Regions from separate parts of the Homo sapiens genome. Here region 1 is linked to region 2. A link is an interaction called in ENCODE POLR2A ChIA-PET data of the cell type or tissue named here. Cell type or tissue: GM12878. All regions are shown on one strand. Each heading gives the region's core, and the rest is flanking DNA. Links, peaks and the distances in the headings are about the cores only.

What was found. ChIA-PET counts read pairs that join two places held together with the same protein. Peaks named below come from ENCODE experiments on the same cell type or tissue, not always from the same donor. Only the 100,000 strongest peaks of a DNase experiment are listed, where the experiment ranks them.
Region 1: POLR2A ChIA-PET joins it to region 2 with 6 read pairs; 5 of 35 experiments call an interaction of 5 or more read pairs at or near these places.

Annotation. Positions count from the first base shown.
Region 1 is chr15:74,737,792-74,740,596 of GRCh38, forward strand. No RefSeq gene overlaps it. Among named protein-coding and RNA genes, the nearest start is that of CYP1A2, 9.7 kb to the right of the region's middle. In GM12878, for the core only: no CTCF peak of the experiment used is centred there; no DNase peak of the experiment used is centred there.
Region 2 is chr15:74,795,715-74,798,519 of GRCh38, forward strand. CSK (C-terminal Src kinase) reads left to right here. Exons shown (of 13, transcript NM_004383.3): 2 at 2,519-2,598. The coding sequence starts at 2,584. Among named protein-coding and RNA genes, the nearest start is that of MIR4513, 8.4 kb to the left of the region's middle. RefSeq lists enhancers at 2,398-2,447, 2,413-2,805, 2,641-2,805. In GM12878, for the core only: no CTCF peak of the experiment used is centred there; no DNase peak of the experiment used is centred there; H3K27ac peaks cover 503 bases.

The DNA of each region.
Region 1 (2,805 bases), core at 232-2,731, 58 kb before region 2:
CAGGAGATAGAGACCATCCTGGCTAACACGGTGAAACCCCGTCTCTACTAAAAATACAGAATATTAGCCGGGCATGGTGGCGGGCACCTGTAGTCCCAGCTACTCAGGAGGCTGAGGCAGAAGAATGGCGTGAACCCGGGAGGCGGAGCTTGCAGTGAGCCGAGACCACACCACTGCACTCCAGCCTGGGCGACAGAGCGAGACTCCGTCTCAAAAAAAAAAAAAAAAAACCAATGAGATCCTGTCATTTGCAGCAACACGGATGGAACTGGAGGTCATTATGTTGAGTCAAATAAGCCAGGCACGGGGAGACAAACTTCACATGTTCTCACTTATTTGAGAGCTGAAAATTAAAACAGTTGAACTCATGGAGATAGGAGAATGATGGTTACTAGAGGCTGGGAAGGGTAGTGGGAGCAGGGAGGGAGTAGGGATGATTAATGGGTACAAAATATAGTTAGAAAGAATGAATAAGATCTAGTATTTGATGGCACAACAAGATGGCTACAGTCAATGTATTAGTCCGTTTTCACTGTTGATAAAGACATAGCCGAGACTGGGCAATTTACAAAAGAAAGAGGTTTAATGGACTTACAGTTCCGCGTGGGTGGGGAGGCCTCACAATCATGGCAGAAGATGAAAGGCACATCTCACATGGTGGCAGACAAGAGAAGACAGCTTGTGCAGGGAAATTCCCCTTTTTAAAACCACCAGATCTCATGAGACTTATTCACTATCACGAGAACAGCACAGGAAACACCTGCCCCCATGATTCAATTACCTCCCACTGGGTCCCTCCCACAGCATGTGGGAATTCAAGATGAGATTTAAGTGGGGACACAGCCAAACCATATTAGTCAATGAAAATTTATTGTACATTATTAAATAACTGAAAGAATAGATGTCTGTAACACAAAGGAAGGATAAATGTTTGAGATGATGGATACCTCATTTAACCCGATGTGGTTATTACACATTGTATGCCTGTATCAAAATATTTAATGTGCCCCATAAACATATACACCTACTATGTACCCACAAAAATTAAAAATTAAAATTAGGCTGGACACGGTGGCTCACGCCTGTAATCCCAGCACTTTGGGAGGCCCAGGTGGGGTTATCACTTGAGGTCAGGAGGTCAAGACCAGCCTGGCCAACATAGTGAAACCTTGTCTCTACTAAAAAGACAAAAGTTAACCAGGAGTGGTGGCATGCACCTGTAATCCCAGCTACTTGGGAAGCTGAGACATGAGAGTCACTTGAACCCAGGAGGCAGAGGTTACAGTGAGCCAAGATCGTACTACTGCACTCCAGCCTGGGTGACAGTGAGACTTCATCTTCAAAAAATAATAATAATAATAGGCTGGGTGCTATTGCTCACGCCTGTAGTCCCAGCACTTTGGGAGGCTGAGGCGGGCAGATCACGAGGTCAGGAGATCAAGACCATCCTGGCTAACACAGTGAAACCCTGTCTCTACTAAAAATACAAAAAAATTAGCCGGGCATGGTGGCAGGCATCTGTAGTCCCAGCTACTTGGGAGGCTGAGGCAGGAGAATGGCATGAACCCAGGAGGCAGAGCTTGCAGTGAGCCGAGATCGCGCCACTGCACTCCAGCCTGGGCGACAGAGTGAGACTCCATCTCAAAAATAATAATAATAATAATAATAAAATAAATTAAATTAAATAATTGCAAGGTGTGGGGAGTTTTTCTGAAAGGGGGATAAGTGGCAAGAGATACACTCTAGTCTCTCTGGCCTTTGTCAGGTGTGGATGATGTGATGGCCAGAGCTACCGCAGCCATCTTGTGACCACAAGGGAGCCAGCGTGGGGGGAAGCTGCATTCAAAGATTAGCAGTGCAAAAATGCAGAAAGATCCTGCATTTTTCAGGATCCTGGTAATAAACAGAGGATCCACTCAAACTGGATTATTAGAAGAATTCAATAAGGGGGCTATTTACAAAAGTGCAGGCAGAGCATAGAGAAACTAACCCAGGATAGTGTAGTACCAATGGACTAGTAACGGAGGGGAGCCCTCACCACCTTGGGCCTGAAGGAGCAAGGGGCAGGAACCCAGAGAGACACTATAAGGAGAGGAGAGCTGCCTAGCAGGTGTCTTCACAGACAGGGTCTGGAGGGGAACAACCCCAAACTCATTCTTCTCCTACCCGCCCATCTTATGCCAGTGCCTTCCATTGGCTGAACCCAACAAGAAGCCAGTGGGCGGGGAGCCCATGGACAATATGCAGAGGTCATCCTCCCAGAACACAGAGACTCGCAGAGTGATCTAGAGGACAAAGGATTTTCAGCACTACCCGGGCCTGCAATTATCTTTTTCATCTGTTTGCCTGCATATTGGCGGTCTCCTCCCTGAAGGCAGGAACTGCCTTACTGCTGTAAGTTTCCTCCTAGAACAGCGGATGGCTGCACAACTTACGCTCAAAGAATATGGTTGAGCACCCACTATGCAGCAGGCACTGTACTAGAAATCAAATGAAGCCGGGTGTGGTGGCTCACGACTATGATCCCAGCAATTTGGGAGGCTTAGGCAGGAGGATTGCTTGAGCCCAGGAGTTTAAGACTAGCCTGGGCAACATGATGAGACCCTGGATCTACAAGAATTTTTTAAAATTAGCCAGGCATGGTGGTGTGTGCCTGTGGTCCCAGCTATGCAAGAGACTGAAGGGGAGGATTGCTTGAGCCCGGGAGGTCGAGGCTGCAGTGAGCCATGATGGTGCCACTATACGCCAGCCTGGGCAACAGAGCAAGACTCTCCAAAAAAAAAAAATCAAATGAATAAAACATAG
Region 2 (2,805 bases), core at 33-2,532:
CCCTTGAACAACACAGGGGTTGAGGGCATCAACCTCCTCCCTGCAGTCAAAAAATCATATATTAACTTTTGACTCCTCAAAAACTTAACTACTAATAGCCTATTGTTGTCAGAAAGCCTTGTAGATAAAGTTGATTGACACTCATTTTGTTTGTTATATATATTATATACTGTATTCTTACAATAAAGTAAGCTAGTGAAAATAAAATAAGAAAATCATATGGCCGGGTGCAGTGGCTCACACCTGTAATCTCAGCACATTGGGAGGCTGGGGCAGGCGGATCACTTGAGGCCAGGAGTTCAAGACCAGCATGGCCAATATGGTGAAACCCTGTATCTACTAAAAATACAAAAATTGGTCTGCTGTGTTGGCGCACGCCTATGATCCCAGCTACTCAGGTGGTCAAGGCATGAGAATCACTTGAACCTGGGAGGCGGAGGTAGTTGCAGTAAGCCGTGAGTCACCCCACCACTGCGTTCCAGCCTGGGCGACAGAGTCTTGCTGTCTCAAAAAAAAAAAGAAAGAAAATCATAAGGAAGAGGAAATATATCTACTATTCTTTAAGTCGAAGGGGATCATTATGAAGGTCTTCATCCTTCACATTGAGTAGGCTGAGGAGGAAGAGGAAGAGTTGGTCTTGCCGTCACAGAGGTGGCAGAGGTGGAGGCGGAGGAGGTGGAAAGGAAGGCAGAAAAGGCAGGCACACTCAGTGTAACTTACTGAAAAACATCCAGCCACGTGTGGTGGCGCATGCCTGTGGTAATCGCTACTTAGGAGGCTGAGGCAGGAGGATTGGCTGAACCCAGGGGTTTGAGGCTGCTGTGAGCTATGATCACGTCACTGCACTCCTGCCTGGGCAACAGAGTGAGACCCTTTCTCAAAAAAAAAAAAAAAAGAAAAGAAAAAGAAAAAATCCATGTGTAACTGGACCTGCGCAGTTCAGACCCGAGTTGTTCAAGTGTGCACTATACACCAAAAAGTGTGCCGATCGCAATGGTACAGCTCAGTGAATTGTCACAGAGTGGACCCACTTCATGATTGGGCTCAGACAGTCTGAAAACCAACCCCAGAGGTCCCCTTGCATTCCTTCCAGTCTCCCTGTCCCAAGAGCAGCTATCCTGACAGCATGGATTAGTTTGGCCAGATTTTGAACTTTATTCAAATGGAATTACATAATATGTACTTTCCTGTGTCTGGCTTCTTGGTTAACATTTTATTTATTTATTTATTTATTCATTCATTTAGAGGCAGGGTCTCACTCTGTCGCCCAGGCTGGAGTGCAGTGGTGTGACCTTGGCTCACTGTAGCCTTGACCTCCCCAGGCTCAAGCGATCCTCCCACCTCAGCCTCCTGAGTAGCTGGGAGTACAAGCACGCAGTACCACCCCCGGCTAATTTTTGTATCTTTAGTAGAGACCGGGTTTCGCCATGTTGCCGAGACTGGTCTTGAACTCCTCCTGGGTTTAAGCCATCTGTCTGCCTCAGCTTCCCAAAGTGCTGAGATTACAGGTGTGAGCCACTGTGCCTAGCCATCATTATGTTTTGAAATTTATCGGGATTGGCCAGGCACGGTGACTGGCACCTGTAATCCCAGCATTTTGGGAGGCCGAGGTGGGTGGATCACCTGAGGTCAGGAGTTCGAGACCAGCCTGGCCAACATGGTGAAACCCCATCTCTACTGAAAATACAAAAATTAGCTGGTTGTGGTGGTGCATGCCTGTAATCCCAGCTACTCAGGAGGTGGAGGTTGCAATGAGCCGAGATTGTGCTACTGCACTCCAGCCTGGGTGACAGAGCCAGACTCCATCTCAAAAAAAGAAAAGAAAAGAAATTCATCAGTGTTATTTAATGGTTGGAGTTTGTGTTGGAGTTTATTTAATGGTTGGTGTTTACTGCTGTACGTAGTCCCTTTTGTGAATATGCCACTGTTTATCCATTTTCCTCTGGATCGGCATCTGGGCAGCTCCCAGTTTGAGGTTTATTACAAAGCATGCCACTTGTAGCCCTCCTGTGCCTGTCTAGGCAGACACATGTCCTGTGTCCTCTCGGTGTGTACCTAGAAGTGGGGTTGGTATATGTTTAGAGATGCTACCTGGGCGGGATTTTGCAGGTGAAGGACCCAAGGACCCACAGAGCATAAGGGACTTTCTCAGATCACATAGCCCCTTCTCAGAGCTGCTCCGGGGCCCCTTTCCCCACAGAACAGTAGCTGGAACCAGGCCTGGGGCTGACGGTCAGGTGTCCATTGTCCCACTAGCCCCCTTTGCTCCTTTCTATCAGTCCTGGAAGGCCCCCTGTGGCCTTAGGGTTGGTGGCTCCCTCTGCCCCTGGGGGTCCTCAGCCCTCATGCTCCTCTACCCAGTACCGTCAGCCTGCCAGGACTGGAGAGAATGGCCCATGTGTCAAATCCCAGCGCAGGACACTCTTGGCACCTGTTCATGCCCAGTGAGGAGCCAGATCTCAGCAGTTGGGGGGCATTTCTTCACACCCCTCCTCAGTCTTCATGCTCTTCCCCACAGCTCTAATGGTACCAAGTGACAGGTTGGCTTTACTGTGACTCGGGGACGCCAGAGCTCCTGAGAAGATGTCAGCAATACAGGTACCACAGGGGTGAGGGTCTGGGACATGCAAGCATTCCCACCAGCCCCAGCGGGGTGCTTAGCAGAGGAGAGAGGATGCAGCTTAGATCAACCCACTCCCCTTTTTCCCAGCACTCAGTCAGGTACAGGCCTGGGGAAGTGGGGGAGTCTCAACAGGAAGGGACCCAGGGCTCGTTCTCCGGGCAGAGCACCTCACCCAGGCTCAC